Linked DNA regions of Mus musculus: region 1 is linked to region 2. A link is a loop called in an ENCODE intact Hi-C map of the cell type or tissue named here. Cell type or tissue: heart. All regions are shown on one strand. Links, peaks and the distances in the headings refer to the core of each region. The heading gives the core; the rest is flanking DNA.

Region 1 (11,021 bases), core at 1,983-9,982, 110 kb after region 2:
AGTACTGTTCCTTTATTCCTTTATTTATTTTTAATGAAGGGAACTGACTTCTACAAGTTCACCTCTGATTTCCTTTTGTTGTTGTTTGACTTATTTATTTATTTATTTATTTATTTATTTATTTAATGTATGGGAGTACACTGTAGCTGTCTTCAAACACCAAAAGAGGGCATCAGATCCCATTACAGATGGTTGTGAGCTACCATGTGGTTGCCAGGAACTGAACTCAGGACCTTTGGAAGAGCAGCCAGTGCTCTCAACTGCCAAGCAATCTCTCTGGCTCTCCCATACTTCTTTAAGTGAAAGGTGTAAACTGGACATAGCAGCAAAGTCAGAGTGATTGAGTTACCAAGTGATTGCTATTCTCAATCTACCCTGCTTGCTGACTCAGTCTAAAGTGTAGACATACTAAAGTATGTAAATTATAATGTGATAAAGAGATTACTTAAAGACTGGCATGACCTTCTTAGTGATTGGACCTCTGATCTGGTTTGGAAAATTAAGTGAATTACATAGCTGGAGCGGAAAACTTCCCATAAAAAAGGAGAAGCCAGGACTTGCTGATTCTAACAACTCCGTTTGTTCTTCTCAAAGTTATTACCTCTAATCAAAGTGTCTAAATAACTGGTGTAAACGTGCTAGCTGTTTTTGATTTGTTATGACCTAGGAAACCTCACTCTTGGCCTCACTTCTTTTTGTTTGTTTGTTTGTTTGTGTTTGTTTGTTTGTTTTGGGGGTGTTTTTGTTGTTCTTGTTGTTGTTTTGGTTTTTTGGGGTTTTTTTGTTTTTTGTTTTTTTGGTTTTTTGAGACAGGGTTTCTCTGTGTAGCCCTGGCTGTCCTGGAACTCACTTTATAGATCAGGCTGGCCTCGAACTCAGAAATCTGCCTGCCTCTGGCCTCCCGAGTTGGCCTTACTTCTAATGTTTTTGTTGACTATTGCTTGTTCTCTTCACTCACTATATTTTAATTCTTATTTCTTCCCATAGCAACTAAGGGAATCCATTGCTGAACACAAACCTCATATTGATAAGATACTAAAAATAGGTCCACAACTAAAGGAGCTAAACCCTGAGGAAGGGAAAATGGTTGAAGAAAAATACCAGAAAGCAGAAAACATGTATGCCCAAATAAAAGATGAGGTGCGCCAGCGTGCCCTGGCTCTGGATGAGGCTGTGTCCCAGTCTGCTCAGGTAAGTGTGACTGTGTCGGGACACTCAACTGTGCACTAGCCTAAGCAGAGGTTCTCTGTTGATGATCCATCATCTGTAGAGCAGAAAACTGTCTGCTTGCATTATTCCCAGTATCGGTGCACTGACGCTGGGTGAGAGGTGAAGTACAGCCTGCCTGGGATGTGTAGTTGTTTATTGATGGTTTCTCTGAGAAATTCATGCTACGATGACTCTTTAGCATCTTAATTAATTTGAGGATAAATTAATTTTGTAGATCCCAAACCAGTAATTACCTTAACAAAAGACAGGTTCCAACTGGGCCTGTTAATGGTAAGATTTAGAATGGTAGCACATTAACGTGAGTAGCCAACTTCAAGTTTAGAAAAAAATATGCATCCAAAGGGAGAAGTACACCAAAGAGAAGGGAATCCCCCAGTGGCAGACCTTACAGCACGGAACTGCACCCTTCTCAACTAATACATTGCTGTTGGTGGCACGTGTGTCGTGTCTGGGTGTTTTACTCCTGTGTTGAGTCAGTATTCTTGGTCAATACTTGTACTTACTCGAGTTTCCCACTCCCGTCCCATCTCACCCCATTGTGGAATGTGTTCCTTTGTGTTGTTGCCGCCTGCTCCTGTCTTCCTCACACCGCCTCATCCCATTGTTGTGTTGACTGCGCCCACCATTGCAGATCACAGAGGTAAGGTGCCCACTCACTCCTATGGGAGCCCATTTCTCAGAGAGCTGAGAGCTGAGGGCATTGCTAGAAGAATGCTTCCCTTACCTTTTGTGGAAGTTCATTGTGTCCATCTTGTTTGGGGTGGAATATAGACGTTAAAGAGAGATGGAAATGGTTTTGTTAAAGAAATTTGTTTTTCTTGTAGGGCACTTAACATTATTGAGACTTGCTCAATATTAAATCCAGAATTGGTTTAGATGTTTTTCTTTTTCTTTTTTTTTTTTTCAAAAACTCCTCTGTGCTGTTCTCACTTTCCAATTCTATATCAAATTATAAATTAAAATTTTATAGGTTTATTCATTTTAGTACCAGGAAGGTGTGAAGGTTTGATTGGCCTTCCTTCTTACCTTTCAGCATGGCCCTTTTCTTTGTCTCACACTGTGGGTTGTTAGACAGCACACCACAAAGTTCCCATTCATGTACACAGAAGCCAAGGGCATCTAACTTTGTCAAGTCTGTCGCATGCAACTGTCATCTCAGCTGCTGAGTGCTGACTCCTACCAGTTTCATAGTCCTGTCACTTTCTTGTCAGATTAGTTGGAGTTGGAGAAGTATTGTGACAATACTAACCATTTTTGTTTGATTTTTGGTATATTACTTAGTATTTTTTGACTTACAAAATAAATACTGCCCTTTCCCCCTTCTGATGGGCTAGCTCTATTATCTAAATCTAAAACAGTTTTTTTTAGAGAAAACTAATACTGAACAGCCATTGTGCTAGGCTGAACACAGGCTATCCTAAACAGTAGGTCACCTTATGCCCTCACATGCCCTTCAATATGATGAAGTATTCTATGATGACTAACGAGTCAACCTTGTTTAGTTTCATGATAAAATTGAACCCATGTTGGAGACCCTGGAGAACCTGTCCTCTCGCCTGCGAATGCCTCCCCTGATTCCTGCTGAAGTCGACAAGATCAGAGAGTGCATCAGTGACAATAAAAGTGCCACCGTGGAGCTGGAGAAACTGCAGCCGTCCTTTGAAGCCCTGAAGCGGCGGGGAGAGGAACTCATTGGAAGATCGCAGGGAGCAGACAAGGATCTGGCTGCAAAAGGTACTCGGTGGATCTAATTATTATTATTTTCTTTTTAAGAAAGATAATAGAATGAACTAGAGGCTGTAGCTACCCAGAGTCACTTCTCAAGTAATGAGTATTCCAAAAGTCTGTGGAATTCATTTAGAATTCAGAACACATTTCCCTATTGAAATAAGGTTACAATTGGAAGCTCGATTCCCATGCCAGGAAACAAATGTTCCTTTTTAACCCCTAATGTGAGTATCACAGTATCAATAGTGGGCAGAACATAACCACCTTTTGTAACACTTTCCATGGGAAATTTACAGAAAGTGCAGTGAGAACACTGGAAGGAAGCCTTTCCATCTCAGCCCTTTTGTTTTGATCTTACTGGATATTTTGTGTGGTGTTTTCAGATTGCTTCTGTGGATCCTTTATGAGGGAGAGCAACATAAGTAGAAAAAAACCTAGAGTAGAGATCCCTGCTGAAGTGCAGAGGAGAGGTGATAGTAGTAAAGCCACACTGAACTATAAATAATGTCAGGGTTACATGGGATTTCAGGGAGAAATTAGATTTTGAACTTAGAGAGCTTCTGTTCACATCTCTTCTTTGCTCCTTCAGAAATCCAGGACAAGCTGGATCAAATGGTGTTCTTCTGGGAGGACATCAAAGCACGGTCTGAAGAGCGAGAAATTAAATTCCTTGATGTCCTTGAATTAGCGGAGAAGTTCTGGTATGACATGGCAGCTCTCCTGACCACCATCAAAGACACCCAGGATATTGTTCATGACTTAGAAAGCCCTGGTATTGACCCATCCATCATCAAGCAACAGGTTGAAGCTGCTGAGGTAACAAAAACACAAAACATCATCTCATATGTATGTCCTTTAACAAAATACTGTATCCACGTTGTGAGGGTATGCATGTGATTGTATGTGTGGTGGCGTAGTGGTGATGATCATGTTTTGTTTTGTTTCCATGGTTTTCTTGCAGTGTCGAGGATTGAACCTGAGGTTTCTTGCGTGCTAAGCCCCGAACCCTTGAGTTACATTGTGTTCGCTGCCAAGCCAAACTCAATGTTTTGAAAACTTTGTTTTGTTTTGTTTTGTTTTTTTAGGTCTTTTTGTTTTTTGAGACAGGGTTTCTCTGTATAACCCTGGCTGTCCTGGAACTCACTTTGTAGACCAGGCTGGCCTCGAATTCAGAAATCCGCCTGCCTCTGCTCCTGGGATTAAAGGCATGTGCCACCACACCCGGCTCTTTGTTTTGTTTTTAATGTGAGACCTTTTTCTGCTTTCAAAAAGGAGATAGAGAGTAGAAAATTTAAAATTCTGAATTTATCATCCAGGGATAGCAAGTTACTTAAACACATCTTTTTCTAGACTTTCTGGGCAGTCTAATTATCACTAGACAGACTTCACATGATTTCCATTTGGCATAAGCAATACCTGGTCTCACCATCTTCTTTTAGAAACTCTGTCCTCCTTTATTCCTCTCTGTTGGTGTGTGACCCCGGTTTACGTATAAGATTATGTAGCCCAGCTATGACACTGACATTTGTGACTTGTATTGTGTTGTTTCTTATATTTCTTCATGGAGCCAGTAGGGGCTGAGAAATTATCAAAACTCATTATACATCCAAATTTATCTTCTTCTTGCCATCTTTGACATCACTACATGCTCATATCTTATGTATATAATCCTTTTTTTTTTTCTGGGAGACTAGGTTTCTCAGTGTAGCCCTGGTTGTCTGGAGCTTACTCTGTAGACCTGGCTGGCCTTGAACTCACAGAGATCCACTTGTCTCTGCCTCCCAAGTGCTGGGTGTGCACTGCCATGCCCAGCGCCAATACATTTTACTTTGTGTGTCTGTTGACTGCTTGTGAGTATGAGGCTGCACTCTCTGGATAAGCAGTATCTTAAAAAGTAAAAATCGTTTTGTGATTCTGGAGGTTTTGCTTAGTGCTTGCTCTTGATTGTGGGTGGGGCGTTCTGTGCTGCACTTGCAAAGCTTGAGAAGCTCTGCTTTGCGCTCTGTTTTGACTCATTGTCTGCTCCTTTCCATGTAGACTATTAAGGAGGAGACAGATGGTCTGCATGAGGAGTTGGAGTTCATTAGAATCCTTGGAGCAGATTTGATTTTTGCCTGTGGAGAAACCGAGAAGCCTGAAGTGAAGAAGAGCATTGATGAGGTGTGGGGCGTGGGCGGGGCTCAGATGAGAAGTAGCACAGCAGCCCAGGGAGGTATTACTAGCAGAATTTGATTCAAATGTTTTTCCCATAGATGAATAATGCTTGGGAGAACTTAAATAAAACGTGGAAAGAAAGGCTGGAAAAACTCGAGGATGCCATGCAGGCTGCTGTGCAGTATCAGGACACTCTCCAGGTGAGAGGCTGGGAGATGCTCACAAAAGAAGTACAAGTGCTGCTCTCTCTTGTCATCTTCTAATAGTAGTGGTTCACCCTCTTTACTGCAGTGTTGGGAAACCTAAGACAGTCTTGCTTTCACATTTCTGGCCTACATTTCCCACTTCTATTGAGAAAGTGTTGATATAAAATACATCCAAGTTTCACTTACTACTGCCATTTTTATTGTCATTGCCTGCTTGTCATAGTTGTACCCATTCAGCTGCTCAGTGAAGCTGGCCTAATTGTGTAAGTCACTGCTTGCTTGTGGACCAAAACCCACACAATCATGAAGCCCAACACTGATAAGGAGATGTTCCTTCTCTTCTAACGTCATGGTTTTCTTTTTATGTATTTGTGTTTTTATTTCAGGCTATGTTTGACTGGCTAGATAACACTGTGATCAAGCTCTGCACCATGCCCCCAGTGGGCACAGACCTCAACACTGTCAAAGATCAGTTAAATGAGATGAAGGTCTGTACCCAGGAAAGGCTTTGAAAAGAGAGTTCCTTATTTTTAATAATGAAGACGTCAATTAATGTTAGCATTAAATAAATCTTTTATAGGAGTTCAAAGTAGAAGTTTACCAACAGCAAATTGAGATGGAAAAACTCAATCACCAGGGTGAATTGATGTTAAAAAAAGCTACCGATGAAACTGACAGAGATATTATACGAGAACCACTGACAGAACTCAAGCACCTCTGGGAGAATCTGGGTGAGAAGATTGCCCATAGACAGGTAAGGCTAGAGTAGGTAACATGGGTTGGTGAGCTACCCTCTGCCCGCTCTGATTTCCTAACAAATGGTCTTTGTCTTGTCCTGAGCAGCATAAGCTAGAAGGTGCTCTCTTGGCCCTGGGCCAGTTCCAACATGCCTTAGAGGAACTAATGAGCTGGCTAACACACACTGAAGAGCTGCTGGATGCTCAAAGACCGATAAGTGGAGACCCAAAAGTCATTGAAGTTGAGCTTGCAAAGCACCATGTAAGTGTTTTCATTCCTACCTAACTTTGCCAGTTTGAGACCAGTTACTGCCACCAGAAGCTTAATATCATATGGACCTTAAGGAGCTAGGTTCAATGACATCAAAAGAGATAAATTATGTCATTCAACATTTCTTTAGGTTCTAAAAAATGATGTTTTGGCTCATCAAGCCACGGTGGCAACAGTCAACAAAGCCGGCAGTGAACTCCTGGAGTCTAGCGCTGGAGATGACGCTAGCAGCCTGAGAAGCCGCCTGGAGACCATGAACCAGTGCTGGGAATCGGTGCTGCAGAAGACAGAGGAGAGGGAGCAACAGCTGCAGTCCACGCTGCAGCAGGTACGCACGGGGGAGGGGCGGTCACGGGAGGGAAAGGAGGCCATCTGGGGTTGAACCCCTTTTGAAAAGAGCAGCTTTTGATGGCAGGTATTTCAGGATTGTTTGCAGTTCAGGTTGGTTACTATTCAGTTAGTCACACTGACCAACTTGTTTTGAGATTCAGGTGTTTCCTATAGCAAGTCAGGCTTCTCCCCAGATTGCAGTAGGCATCTATTGTGTTATAGGGAGATCTGAAGGATCTTGCTAAACTCTAGCCATAAGCAAGCAGATAGTCCCTGTCCAGAGATAAAACTAACTACTCTGCCTGAGACCAGCTTCAGAATCCTCCCAGTGTGTTCAGATCATTCCAAAAGTTTGCCTTTACAGCTGATTGCTTACTGATACTGCTGATATGTCTTTTTTTCAAAAGGCCCAGGGTTTCCACAGTGAAATTGAAGATTTCCTCTTAGAACTCAATAGAATGGAGAACCAACTTTCTGCATCTAAACCTACAGGAGGACTTCCTGAGACTGCTAGAGAACAGCTTGATACACATATGGTAACAGTTTCTTCAAATGGCACAAAAGCATTCAGTAGCCTCTCTGAGAGACTTATATCCTGGGAGTCTGCGATGTTAGTTAGTTAGTTAGTTAGTTAGTTAGTTAGTTCAGCTCTTCTACAGACTTCAGTCCAGACTTGGGCAGCAATAGAAAGGAAAGAGTCAGCTAGAAAGGCGCTGGTGAGCTGGTAACTTCAGTCTGTCTGTCCATTTGGTGGGTACCAGAATGTTGACTAGAAGTGAGATCATCACCAATATGTTTGTATTCGGTAAGAGTTTAGAGAAATCTGAAAGGTGCTGACAGGATTTTAAGAGAGCCTACAAACAACAAAAGCAACATTATTTCTAGGCAAATCCTTAAAAAAAAAAAAGGACAAATACATTATTACAGACTGTTTTTGAGGTCTTTCGGATCCTTAAAATTTTTTTTATTTTCTTGGTGAGTTGATTGTCTTCCTATTAAGGAAGAATTCTGGGTTTAATTTACTAACAGCTCATACTTGGAACTGAAGCTAAAAGGGACTTATATAAAGACAAGGCCTTTCTGGACCTTTCCAGACTGTACTAGTGAAATATGTGTGTATGGGGTCTTTCAGGAAATAGATATTATTGATATATTTTGCTACCTTCTTTTGTAGGAACTACATTCCCAGCTGAGAGCCAAGGAAGAGATTTACAATCAGTTGCTTGACAAGGGCAGGCTTATGCTCCTCAGCCGTGGTGACTCTGGGTCTGGCTCAAAAACAGAGCAGAGTGTAGCGCTCTTGGAACAGAAGTGGCATGCGGTCAGCAGTAAGGTGGAAGAGAGAAAGGTACCGCTGCAGAGCACTGTCTGAGCAGTGTGTTCAGTGACCTGTGACATCACTGTCTTCATTTTTGTAGATGGGTGTGTTGTGATATGTCAGAGAACTTATCTCATAATGGACTTTATATTAATCTATCTGACAGTAATCTTTAGTTTGTGTTCCTACTTACAAAGTTTTGCTGGAGTTTATAACATTGAATTAAGAAGATGGGGACAGGGCAATGTAAGAAATGTGACCAGCAATTTTCTTTTAAGGAATTTTACTGAAGATCAGAAGAAAAGTAAATTATGAGCTCTTCCCACTAGTTCTCAGAAATTGGATTTTCTTCTTTATAAGAGCAAAAGAGGGGATATGAACTCAAGGTTTTTTGTTTTTTGTTTTGTTTTTTTTTTTTTTTTCAAAAAAGTTGGGGTTTGTTTGATTTTTTTTTTTTCTTTTTTTTTTTTTTAAATGGCTACAGAGTCTCATTCTCTTCTTTGACAATCAGGTCAAGTATAAAATCTGCAAATAAACTCATTGGGCATGTCCCCTCAATCAGTAGTGAGCTAGGTGTTAGTAGGAAGAGTAAACAAGTAGACCAGTCGTTTGGAATGGTTGGTCAGAACACAAACAAGTTCCCATGTACTGAGGGACATTTTTAGAGAAACACTATTTGTAAAGTTGTCCTGGTGTGGGCTTCTGTGCTCTTGTATTATGGAGACTAGCCAAAAGGAACTGAATATAAGCCTGTGTTCTGTTTTTTGTTCTCTGGCCTGTAAAAGGCAGAGCAAAATTAATGAGAGAAACTGAGGCAGAATCTAACTCAATCAAGGATTTTGAGAATCTCAAATTTAAGGGCAGTACGGGCTGTAAAGCAAGAAAAAATAGAATTCAGTATTAGTTTCTAAACAGGTTTGAAAGCTTTGACTTTAGTATCCACCTGATTGATATATTGTTTATATCATCTTTTTTTTTTTGATGCTAGAGACTGAACCTAGGGCCTAAAGCATTCTAACACTATATATTGTATGTCTTTAGAATATTCATTATAAAATGTCTTTAGAATATTCATCATAAAATAGCCTGAAAGGATGAAAAAGAAAATATCTGTAATCTAATCAACTAAATTAGTAGCAGTTTCAGTTTTTAGTGTATAAAGAACAGAAGAGTATTTTTAATATACTCATTTTACTCATTCTTTGAATATATTCATTTTTAATATATTCTGGATGTAATCATTTTTTTTTAATCATTTTACTTTACTTGCCTAGAGATGGCCACAGATGTCTACTAAGAAGCTAGGGCAAGAAATCCCGTACAGTAGAGCTTGTGGACTGGGAATGTGCTAATGGAAACAAGCACTTGCCGTGAACGTGCCATTATTTTCTGCCATTCAGAATTGTGCCTTTTCCTTTTTTATTTACTCAGTTCTTGTCCAGGTGGTTTAGCTTCAGACCCTTAACATTTAGAACTCCTGAATCTTTTGTATTTGAGGTTTATTAAGTGTTTAGTGGTTTATTAAGTGAGTCTTCTTGCCTCATTCAATCTGGTATACATCTCATGCCTTTGTTGTCAAAGATGGAATTTCTGAACTTGGTGCTTTTTCTGTGTGTTTTATTTTAAATTCAGTCAAAGCTTGAAGAGGCCCTCAGCCTGGCAACAGAATTCCAGAATTCCTTGCAAGAATTTATCAACTGGCTTACTCTAGCAGAGCAGAGTTTAAACATCGCCTCTCCTCCCAGCCTGATTTTGAACACTGTTCTTTCCCAGATAGAAGAGCACAAGGTAATTGTGCCTTAAGATGATGTTACCTTCCCTTTAAAAAGATTCATTCAAAGGAGTGTTCCTTCACCTGTTTGTGTCTAAGAAGAGTACTGTGTTCCCCACAGGTTTTTGCTAATGAAGTAAATGATCATCGAGACCAGATCATTGAACTGGATCAAACAGGGAACCAGTTGAAGTTCCTTAGTCAGAAACAGGATGTTGTCTTGATCAAGAATTTGTTGGTTAGTGTGCAGTCTCGGTGGGAGAAGGTTGTGCAGCGGTCTATTGAAAGGGGTCGGTCACTGGATGACGCCAGGAAGCGGGCAAAGCAAGTAAGTTATAAATGAGGCACAACTTGGTGGGCAGCCTTGAGTCCCGAACCTCTGAAGTGATGCTCAGAGGTGAGCTGTATAGCTCACACACTGTTTCCTGTTACAATGTATATCATACTTGATTTTAGTTCCATGAAGCTTGGAAAAAACTGATTGACTGGCTAGAAGACGCAGAGAGTCATCTGGACTCAGAACTGGAGATTTCCAATGACCCAGACAAAATCAAACTTCAGCTTTCTAAACATAAGGTAAAATAGAGTTAATTGCTGTGAGATCCTAAGCTTAGTATTCACCAAAGTTTGCTATTTGCTGAAAATGGAAACCAGAGCCTGTTAAAAAAACAGTTGATACATGTTAAATTATCAAGAAGGGACTAGGAATGTAAATAATTTGGTAACAGTCCCTTTTCTTTTCTTATTGGGTATTTTCTTTAATTACATTTCAAATGTTATCCCCTTTCCCAGTCTTGCCCCCTCTTCCCCCCAAACCCCTATCCCATCCCCTCTCTTGGCAACAGTCCTTGCCTGGCATGAACAAGGCTCTCGTTTGACTCCCTAGCACCTCATGAACTGGCTATGGTGGCATGTGTGTGTAATACCAAGAAGCGAAAGATCAGAAATTCAAGACCAATCTAGAATATGTGAGACTTTGTCTCCAAAAAAAAAAAAAAAAAAAAATCAAGATGAAAGCCAAGCATGGTGGCAAATTGTAGCACTTTTACAAAAGCTAGACAAGTGTCCCACCTCTTCTGTAACCAACCCCAGGGATCCATGGGTGCTTAGATAACATGACATCCATATTTTCATGTAATATCTAAGCAAACTGCTTACATGATTAACTATCCAAAAGTATGGCGTTTTAGAAATTGCCATGTGCCATTGTATGTGGTATAGACAAAACTTATAAATTTCTTTTAAGGGAAAGCTATTGTTAATTTTAGTTTAGTTT
Region 2 (11,021 bases), core at 1,320-9,319:
ATCTATATTCTTTGTATTCTTGCTTTCCTTGTCATTTTTTTCTGTCTGACTTCTTGTAATCATCTTACATTCAGGTAACTTTGATTCTATTGGAAGTATATTCTGACATAATTCCATAGATAAGCCAAATCAAATATGACAATAAATTCTAAAATTATCTGTGTAGTCAAAACTAGCTCTCTTTTCCTTCTTAGCACACAGCTCTCCTCTGCAGTCACATCTCTGGCATGTAATTTATTTCTGTTGTTTCTAGGGTGGAACAGTCTTACCAGAAGGTGATGGCCCTTTGGCACCAGCTACACATTAACACCAAAAGCCTTATCTCCTGGAACTACTTGCGAAAGGACCTTGATACAGTACAGACCTGGAGCTTAGAAAAGGTAATTGGGAAGCTGTTGCCTTTCGCTGATACCTGGTTGTTAAGCTTTGTCAGAAGTAGTTCTTTCATTTCTGAAACTTTTCCCCCAGAACAATGAGGTATGGTTGAGTCCAGGATGCTATTTTAGAATTAGGGACCTGAGACCATTAGCAACTAGCAGTTTGAGAGGTAAAGAAATGGCAGATGAAAGTAAGAGAGTACAATTTTCTCGCTGTGTGGAGAAGGTGCCACTCTTTGTAAGAATACACAGAGTATAGAGTGTGTGACCACTTGTCTACTTTTATTAACTTACATCCAGGCTACAACTAATGGCATACCTCTGCAACCCTAGCCCCTGGAGTTGAGACTCGAGGATTATGAGTTCAAGGCTAACATAGATTATTTAATAAGACTGTGAATGTGGGAAGGACAAGGAACATTGTACAGTGGAGTTTGAGGGATAGTATGGGGTGGGGTTGCTACTAATGTTGTTTAGATTGGAATGTTGATTATATAGATGAATTTGGTTATTGAAAATCAACATGTTTACAGTAATTCACTCATTCATTCAAGACAAAGTCTCACTCCGTTACCCTGGCTGGCCTGGAACTTACTCTGTCTGCTTTTGTCTGTCCTGTGGTGGGATTAAAGATGTGTGCCATTATGCCCAGCAGATTTGTGTATTTTTGAATATATGTTTATCGAGTCAACAGAATCAATAAAAAAAGAGAGAGAGAGAATAAGTGGTATTTTTCTATTCTAAAGAATTGTATTCTGTTGTCTTTAGCTTCGTTCCTTAGCACCAGGAGAGTGCCACCAGGTTATGAAAAACCTCCAGGCCCACTATGAAGACTTTCTACAGGACAGCCATGACTCTGCCCTCTTCTCTGTGGCCGATCGCTTGCGAATAGAGGAGGAGGTGGAAGCTTGTAAAGCCCACTTCCAGCACCTGATGAAATCACTGGAGAATGGTGTGTGCATGAGGCAGAGGGAGAGAGGGAGGGAGGGAGGGAGGGAGGGAGGGAGGGAGGGAGGGAACATGGAAGAAGGAAACCTTTGAAGGGTGCTGACAGACTCCAAACACAGACAATCGTACAAAGATGAATTCTCAAAATCATACTGTGGAATAAGATATTTTGGTTGTTAATGATAATGAAAGATTTTTTTTTAATTTTTATTTTATGTATGTGAGCACATTGTAGCTGTATAGATGGTTGTAAGCCTTCATGTGTTTGTTGGGAATTAAAATTTTTAGGACCTTTGCTCACTCTGGTCAACTCTGGTTGCTCAAGCCTAAAGATTTTTTTATTATTATACCTAAGTACACTGTAGCTGTCTTCAGATGTACCAGAGAGGGTGTCAGATCTCATTACATGTGGTTGTGAGCCACCATGTGGTTGCTGGGATTTGAAGTCAGGACTTCCATCAGTGCTCTTCTCCACTGAGCCATCTCACCAGCCCCCGTCACATTTCTTCAGTACCTTAATGCTAATATGTAATGCAGACACTCGAAGGTCAGGCAGGATATTTCCAAAGTAAGACTTTGCTCTCATCAATGAGATTTCTGATCTGCTGGAGCCAGTGGTACCCTTTGTATTAGCTCTATTGTCTTCAGGTGGAGCTTAGTGACCTGTGCTTGTGTGTTCACAGAGGACAAAGAAGAGACTTTGGCCAAGGTATACATCTCTGAGCTAAAGAATATCCGACTACTCCTGGAGGAGTGTGAGCAGAGACTGCTCAAACAAATTCAGTCTCCAGCCAGCTCCAAGACTGACAGAGATGCCAGGCAGGACATCACATTGAGGATTGCAGAGCAGGAGGTGAGCTGCAGGAGGAAGAGTAACTCCTTTTAGATTGAGTTAGGAAGCAAATGTGTGGCTTCTAAGAAGTAAGGCAATAGGCTTAGGTCAGCCCTGCTCAGGAATTCATCCATCCCTCCAGCCTGTGGAAGTGCCATTTACTATGGAAGAGTAGGATTTAAGCTTCAAATATATAATTGAATTGATTCATTTCTAATTGCAAATAGGACTACTTTCTAACATTTTTCACTGTGTCTCCATCTTTGTTGTGCATTTTGTTCTGATAGCACACACAGGAGGATTTGCAGCATTTGAGATCTGACCTGGATGCTATTTCTATGAAATGCAACGTCTTTCTCCAGCAGTCTCCATCAGGTTCAAGTGCCACAACTCTGCGCTCAGAGCTGAACCTGATGGTAGAGAAGATGGACCATGTCTATGGTCTGTCTACTGTCTATCTGAATAAGTGAGTACCATGTCTATGATCTCTCTACAATCAATCTGAGTAAGCTGAAGTCTTAGATCCAAAGGGTAGTCATTTTCTATTGAGATTGTTCAATGAATGATCAGAAAGACTGCAGCTCTTGAAGAGTAGGTGTCTAGGCTGAGAAATTTTGGCTTTAGTTCCTAAGTAGCATGGAATAAATCTATTTGAACTACAATAACAAATGTCAATGTTATGGGTGAGGAATAAACTTGAATTGTTAGGTCTGTTTCTTATCACATTTTTATTTAATTGGACACCTCCAGAAACAACACTTAAAGATAATAAAGAAAATGGAAAGAGACAAAGAATTAAAACTGTACCACACATTAGTGTTTGAAACTCTTTTCCCTCCTCACCCATCTCTACCTGTAACTTTGAGCAGTGGCAGATCTTAGGTCTTTTGTTTCAAGTAGACTTTTGGTCTCACTCCTTCTTGCTACCACATGTGGCCTATCTCAGTGCCACTTAGAATTTCACTCTGAATTAGCTCAAACCAACAGTATGCATGATCAGGCTTTCTCACTTTTACAAAAGCTTGTCATCATTTAATGTGATAAAAACTGATTTGGGCAATTAAAGTTTGAGCTTAAGTAATCCACATTTTAGAACTCAAGTTCTTGGCATGCTGTGGTCCAGCCTTTGGGAGGGAGAGACAGGTGGATCACAGAGTTTAAAGCTAGCCTGGTCCATTGAGGAAGCTCCAGGATAGCCAGGTCTACGTAGAGAAATCCTGTCTCAGAGGGAAAAAAGTAGAGTGCTAATGAAGGAGTTGATTTTATCCCCGCAGGTTAAAGACAATTGATGTTATAGTCCGTAGCATGCAGGATGCTGAGCTGTTGGTCAAAGGTTATGAGATCAAGCTGAGTCAAGAGGAAGCAGTGCCAGCAGACCTCTCAGCTCTGGAGTCCCATCGGACCACCTTACAGGTTGGTTTTCTAGGTTTTTTTTTTTTTTTTGGTTTTTCGAGACAGGGTTTCTCTGTATACCCTGGCTGTCCTGGAACTCACTTTGTAGACCAGGCTGGCCTTGAACTCAGAAATCCTCCTGCCTCTGCCTGCCGAGTGCTGGGATTAAAGGCATGCGCCACCACGCCCGGCTGGTTCTCTAGTTTTTTGGTTTTTTTTTTTTTTTCTTTTTCCTTTTCTCTCTCTCTTTTTTATTTATTAGGTATTTTCTTCATTTACATTTCCAATGCTATCCCAAAAGTCCCCCATACACCCCCCCTCCCCTACCCACCCACGGTTCTCTAGTTTCTTAAGAGGTTGATGCACAATGGTTTTGGGTTAACAGAGGATTCGGGGTGGGATAATTTGACACTGATTCATGTTTGCACTTAGATTAGGCACAGTGTTATTTTAATGTATTTTAATAATGTGTTAGTAAACGGGGAAGAGAAAAGGCTAAAAGGGAAGAGAAAGGAAGCCTTTCACCTGTCCAATCACGGCGTAATTAAACATACCCAACATTTATATCAAAGAAACATTGTAAAGTACTTTACTGTGACTTCATTGGATTCTCAAGAGCTGCTGTGAGAAGTGAATTTTTGTCTCTTGACAGATGAGAAAGCCAAGACCTAGCCAGCTACATAACTTTGCTTGGTCTCAAAGCTAATATGTAGTAAAGTCAGGTTTCAAACATGAAAACTATCTGCACATTTTCCCATATGGTGTCCCCGATCTCCCAGTGTGCATTAGGAAAGCTGAGTCTGTCCTCAGCAGAGGCCTTTCCTGGGCCTGCTTTCTGGGTCACAGGTAACAGGGTGACTCTATTGTCCTTTTGCTTGCCTTATTTTTCTTTTAGCAAGGAAAATGTTTAACCTGTTTCTTGTGTTTTTCTAGCACTGGCTTAGTGATGTGAAGGACAAGAATTCAGTGTTCTCAGTCCTGGATGAGGAAATCACTAAGGCCAAGAAAGTGGCAGAACAGCTCCGGCACCCAGCATCAGAGCCAAACTTGGATTTGGAGCGCTATCAGGAGAAAGGTTCTCAGCTACAGGAGCGGTGGCACCGTGTCATTGCCCAGCTGGAGACCCGGTAAGGTCAACTATCAACTATTTTTACATTCACATTTAAAAGTAGAAATTCATACAGAGGTGTGTGGAATTTTAAAACAGCATGGATTCTGAACATGGTAAGCCACAGAAAACACTGGAATCATCAATTGTAAGGCATACCTAAAACCCAGCACATATGGTCCACCATTAGGCTACAACCCTAGCCCAAAGCTCGTTTTGAGAACTTGTTTTGGAAGGAAACACAGCTTTGGAAAGGACACACATGAAAATGAAGCAGTAAGGGAGGAAGAGATGCCCATTTAGCCAACTGGATCAGTTAAATCAACCCTACAATCAATAGGGTGATAGGTACCTCAGCCAGATCACCCTTATATCCCAGGCTTGCTTTCAGCTAGCAGGAATACTGTTGGTAGTGCCATCCCTTATCAATTAAGCCATTTATGACAGTGCCCCACCTAGTTTTTGGGATTAATTAGATTCTTGTATGTACTAGACACCTATTCACTTAGTCACATTTCAAGTGATTTGTGTTCTTTTTAATATGGACTTGAATGGTTATATGATGACTCTTTCCTAAGGAGAGAACTTAGGTTTTCGTTCTTGTTTTATTAGGCTTAAATCTAATTTTATCTATTTTTAGAATGCGGCTTTATAGAATTTATGACTTCTTTCACAATTGCTGATTTAGTGGGTTCCAGTCACTTCTGTCATTTTGATGCCTTGCTTATGATGTAAGGTATGACTAGTAGAGACAGAAAATTCTTCTTTCTTAGGCTAAGGAGGGGAGGAAAATATGTAGGCACAGGAGTTTAATCAACTCATATAAGTCTGTATTGTCTCTACTTAAATTACTACCCTAAAGCTAATGAGATTGACAGATATCTAAAGATAGTAACCTCTATCTTTCATCACATCCTGCTACAAGAAATTACAGTCTTTATAAATCATAATCCTGTTACCCTGACAATAGTCTGTAAAGTAAAGATGTAAATGGTAAATTTGACAGGCATTATCTTGAGATGCTCGGCTCCATAGGGTTCCTCAGAGCTCTTAGGATTAGTTTTACTTACTGTTAGGACCCTGGGTACATTCACAGACATCACTCTGCCTTGCATCACTTATCCCCAAGGGAAATCCCGCCCTTCATGGTTGAGCCCACCTGGAGGCCTGAGTGGTTGCTCTCTATTTGTGTTAACATTAGGATTCTTGACAGTGCTTGCATTTGTTCCTCCAGGCAATCTGAGGTAGAAAGTATCCAGGAAGTTCTGAGAGATTACCGAGCCTGCCATGGAACTCTCATCAAGTGGATTGAGGAAACCACTGCCCAGCAGGAAATGATGAAGCCTGGCCAGGCAGAGGATAGTAGAGTGCTGTCAGAGCAGCTTAGTCAGCAGACGGTGAGTATGTCTGCAGAACAAGGGACAAAATAGACACTAGCTCATCTTAAGATGGCAATACTGCAGCAATTAAACCTCTTCCAAATGAGCAGACATCTAGGTCCCCTCTGTTGTTTGTGATTTTGAAAAAGATACTGATTTTACATTTAGGCCAGAGAGAGACCCATTAGGTCATCTAATCCTGATTTTCTATGGCTATTTATTGAAACTATTAAACATCTCCATTTTATTTCTTGATATTATATTTTATTACACTAGAACTGGACTATAGGGGCTTGAAAAACTATGAGTGGAAGAAAATGATTTAAAGCATTTTTAGTTGGTGTTTTACTTTAATACCATGTCATTAAGTACATGAGGTCTGACTTTAATTGTCTTGATTACAGGCCTGGCTTATATACTACTTACTAGCTAGAAAACATTGAAGAAATTAACCACCTTTCAGTATTCTACTTCCTTATCCTTAAAATAGCACAGTTTATTATTCCTTTAAACTGCCTGATGAAGTCATTGCTAAAACTACATGAGGCTCTACATGTAAAATATTAAAGGAATGTAGTTCTCAAAGTGTAGCTCCAAGACCAGCAGCATCAGTATCACCTTAACCATGGTAGAAATCTAGGTTCCTGGGCCCAACTCAAAACCTGTAGGACTAGCCCTTCAGTCTGTGACTTACTTAACTAGTCTTTTTGACTGTGATGATTCTAAGGTTTGAGATTCACTACCTTAAAATATAGTAAGTTCTCACTGCTGAGTGATGGTAGTCAATGATAATGTTGTGATACTTTGGTTTCTAGGAACTCTTTGCTGAAATTGAGAGAAATCAGACAAAGTTGGACCAATGTCAAAAATTTTCCCAGCAGTACTCCACTATTGTGAAGGTAATTGTACCATATCCCAGAAAGAATAAATGATCTCCAGCTTAGGAAGGCTACATTATCACTGTAAGTCCTTCTCTGCACAGATTATGAGAGCTCTGCCAGAGCCCCCACCCCTTAGAGGCTGTCTCTGAGCCAGGAATGACATCATTACCTGAGATGTTACTTGAAATGCCCTCAACCTATTAAATCTGGTTCCACATTTTCCTAAGGTCCCCCTAGATGAATTCTACACGTATTGATGTTTGAGAAACTGGGCCTATATCCTTGAAAGATTTTGATCATATAGGAACAAGGTGATCATATTTGTTTCTTAGAAACGGTATCAGGAGCCAGGCAGTGGTAATGCAGGTCTTTAATCCCAGCACTCAGGAGGCAGAGGCAGGCAGATCTCTGAATTTGAGGCCAGACTGGTTTATAAAGAGAGTCCCAGGATGACCAAGGGTACACAGAGAAACCTTGTCTTTAGGGGGAAAGATATAAGGAGCATGAGAGTAGAAGTAGTAAGATAAATAAGTGAATAAGGGACTGTTTAAATGAAGAGAGTTTGGAAGGTGGGGAGCAAAGCACTCTGCAGGTTACAGGAGAAGCACAGGATATGAAGTAAAATGAGGAAAGGATTTGAAAACAGTTTCTAATCTGTACTGATTTAGGAAAATCCACTTTCCCTATTTGAACTTCAGTTTCTCCAAGAGTGAGATCAAAGAATTAGACATCAAATCACAGATTAAAAACTCAGAATTCAGCAAGGTATGATGCACAGGCTGAGTCTAGGCCACACATTCTCTTTTGTATGGCCATTGAAAAAATTTAAAAGAATCACATTAGCCAGGCGTGGTAGCCCACGCCTTTAATCCCAGCACTCGGGAGGCAGAGGCAGGCGGATTTCTGAGTTCGAGGCCAGCCTGGGCTACAGAGTGAGTTCCAGGACAGCCATGGCTACACAGAGAACCCCTGTCTCAAAAGAAAAAACAAGTTCTTATAATTAAAAAAGCACACTGGTGATGCAGAGACTGCACCAAGCCTAATGACCTATAGCCAGGGCTATTCAGAGAAACCCTGTCTCGAGAAACAAAACAAAACAAAACAAAAGAATCATATTTTATGATACTTTTTTTTAATAAAAGAATAAGAACTGGGCAGTGGGCAGTGTTCATTTGACCAAAACCTTGCCTAGTATCATATAAGACTGAACTTAGCAATGCACAACTCTGATGCTAGCATTTGGAAGGGTTAGACAGGAGGTTAGACAGGAGGATCAAGGTCTGGTTTTTTTTGTTTTTTTTTTTTCTACACTGGAAGTTTGAGACCACCCTAGGCTACATAAGGCCCTGGCCAATAAATACATAGATAAGTGTAAGTAAAGTTATTTTATAAATAGTCACACTCATTTATGAGACAGAATCAATATTTCTGACAGGTAGGATGGCCCAATATTTGCCAACCTGTAGTCTAAACAAACACTAAATGAAGTCCAGCAAGAAAATACTAAGTTTTTGTTGTGTGATATGTTAGCTATGATCTTAAGTAAAGGAAGTCAAATTTCTCTTGTCCTAGGACTATGAGTTGCAGCTTATGACATATAAAGCCTTCGTGGAGTCACAGCAGAAATCTCCAGGCAAGCGCCGCCGCATGATTTCCTCTTCAGATGCCATCACACAGGAGGTGAGTGGATGGGAGGAAACCATGTCTTCTGAGGGGAAGTGGGGGGAGTGGCTGTGCAAGGTGGGTTGGGAAGAGAGGAGGGTCTGTGATTGGGATGTGAAGTGAATAAATAAATAAATTAATGGAGAAGAAAAAGAAAACCTCTCATTTCTCTTATCTTTCTGTTTTCTTCCTTATTCAACTGTTGAATTTTACTTTTCTGGATAATAACTTATCTAAATTGTTCTTTTGAACTATAGTTCATGGACTTAAGGACTCGATACACAGCTTTGGTGACATTAACAACTCAGCATGTAAAATATATCAGTGATGCTCTCCGGCGGTTGGAAGAGGAAGAGGTGAGAATAGTTGGGTCCCCATCCTTTTGAAAAAATGATTAAAAATACTGTGCCTCACCAGGCATGATGGAGTATCCCTTTAATCCCAGCACTTGGGAGGCAGAAGCAGGTGTAGGCCAGCCTGATCTACAGGGCAATTCCAGGACAGCCAGGACTACACGGAGAAACCCTGTCTTGATAAACCACCAACAACAAAATGCTATGCCTCAAGCAGAGGGCGTAGCTCACTAGTATTGCTTGTAGCTAACATGTACCAAGTCTTCAAGTTGATCTATTAATACATACTAGAATTCCCATGCCTCATCTTTTAAAAGATAAATAAAATTCATGCAGACATTTTTTTTATAGTGACCATGTTCTAGAAAGTTTGGTTGTTGGTTCTTTAAACCAGTGTTCCTAGAGGAAATAGTTACTTTCTACAAGCCCCAGGTCACATACACAGCCTGGTTTATGTGTATTTTTGTTTAAAGGCACTTTATTTAATGTGTATTATTGTTTCTTGGAAGCACTATAACTTTCTTTCTGCAACATGTTTATCAAAGATGTAAGATTTGTCTCCTCCTAATTTATGCCCATCATTGTGGCAGCTGCAGAAAGCTGTGTGATTGATCACATTTTCATCTACACAATAGGAAACATGGAGAATGCAAAGTGAGGAGAGGCTATAAACTCTCAAGCTCTCCCCCAGTGACTCACTACTCCAACAAGGCTCCACTTGCTAAAGATGGTATATCCTGTCCAAACAACACCTAGTAACAGCGACTGAGTGCTCAAATGCCTATGAGGATATTTTTCATTCAAACCACCATGTAATAGAACCTCAGATAATGGCAGAGGCACCAGGCAACTAGTTTCTTAATGTTCACTGCATCATTTTTGAATAACCTTTGGAGTTTCAAATAAATTTTAGTGGGTGAAATTTTCCAAATATACAAATATGCCTGTCACTTCCACCTTTAAATATTTTCATTAGAGAAAGAGATATGTCTCAGTCACTTTTCTGTTGTTAGGGTATGATACCATGACCAAGTGAGCTTATAGAAAAGTTTATTTGGGGGCTGGTGAGATGGCTCAGTGGGTAAGAGTACCCGACTGCTCTTCCAAAGGTCCAGTGTTCAAGTCCCAGCAACCACATGGTGGCTCACGACCATCCGTAACAAGATCTGACGCCCTCTTCTGGTGTGTCTAAAGACAGCTACAGTGTACTTACATATAATAAATCAATAAATCTTTAAAAAAAAAAAAAAGAAAAGTTTATTTGGGGCCAGCAGTTTCAGATGGTTAATGTCTGTGATCACCAATGGAGAAAGCATGGCAGCAGGTGGGCAGGCATGACACTGGAACAGGAGCTGAGAGTTCATCTGGATCTATGAACAGGAAGAAGAGCACATACTGTTGAAATTACAAGTCTTTTGACACCTCAAATCCTTTCTCACTGAGCCTTCTCCCCCAGCAAAGCCACACCTTCCAGTCCTTCCCCATCCCATCAATTGGGGACCAAGTAATCAAAACATGAGTCTATGGATGCACTCTCATTCAAACCACCGCATAGGATAAGCAGAAATCTTCAGTAAGGCATAATTTGTTGGAGAAAAATATTAGAAACCTCCATAGTGTGTACAGTAAAATGCCATGACATTATTAAAAATAATGTAATAGATTTAAGTGAATTAGCATAGAAAGTGATTTATATTATATTAATATATTATACTAGATATAATGATTCCAGTAAGAACTATGTATCAACAAAGGTACAACACTGCATACAAACAATTTTAGAAGTGTGTTTATGTGTGAACGTCTCAGAGATAGACTCTAGTGTATATAATATACATTCCCATTCCCGTTTTGGTCCTATGTAGTAAGTATGCAATCTTTTTGTAATTACAAAAATACTTGCAAGCAAAGTTTTCGAATACTCATACATAGACTCACCATGGAAATTAGATAGTAATATATATCTTTTGCCCATTATGTCAATGCTTACTCCATGTAGTCTCTCTGTTCTCTCATGGTTCTAAAAATTATTAAACTCGCAAGATTCTGTATATAAAGGACAATGTATTTCCTATCTGGCTTTGGAAAT

Evidence for each region. Peaks named below come from ENCODE experiments on the same cell type or tissue, not always from the same donor. Only the 100,000 strongest peaks of a DNase experiment are listed, where the experiment ranks them.
Region 1: it touches region 2 in a loop (2.1-fold over the local background); 16 of 42 quality-filtered maps call a loop at or near these places.

Annotation. Positions count from the first base shown.
Region 1 is chr4:123,377,398-123,388,418 of GRCm38, reverse strand. Macf1 (microtubule-actin crosslinking factor 1) reads left to right here. Exons shown (of 98, transcript NM_001199136.1): 68 at 988-1,191; 69 at 2,733-2,964; 70 at 3,548-3,774; 71 at 4,996-5,118; 72 at 5,211-5,312; 73 at 5,705-5,806; 74 at 5,899-6,072; 75 at 6,162-6,317; 76 at 6,457-6,654; 77 at 7,064-7,192; 78 at 7,831-8,004; 79 at 9,607-9,762; 80 at 9,867-10,073; 81 at 10,202-10,321. Among named protein-coding and RNA genes, the nearest start is that of D830031N03Rik, 29 kb to the left of the region's middle. In heart, for the core only: no CTCF peak of the experiment used is centred there; no DNase peak of the experiment used is centred there.
Region 2 is chr4:123,484,243-123,495,263 of GRCm38, reverse strand. It overlaps Macf1 (microtubule-actin crosslinking factor 1), which reads left to right. Exons shown (of 98, transcript NM_001199136.1): 23 at 254-380; 24 at 1,146-1,329; 25 at 2,009-2,178; 26 at 2,445-2,623; 27 at 3,432-3,570; 28 at 4,483-4,676; 29 at 5,892-6,054; 30 at 6,852-6,935; 31 at 8,490-8,597; 32 at 8,837-8,935. Among named protein-coding and RNA genes, the nearest start is that of Gm31156, 62 kb to the left of the region's middle. In heart, for the core only: no CTCF peak of the experiment used is centred there; a DNase peak (open chromatin) is centred at 5,973.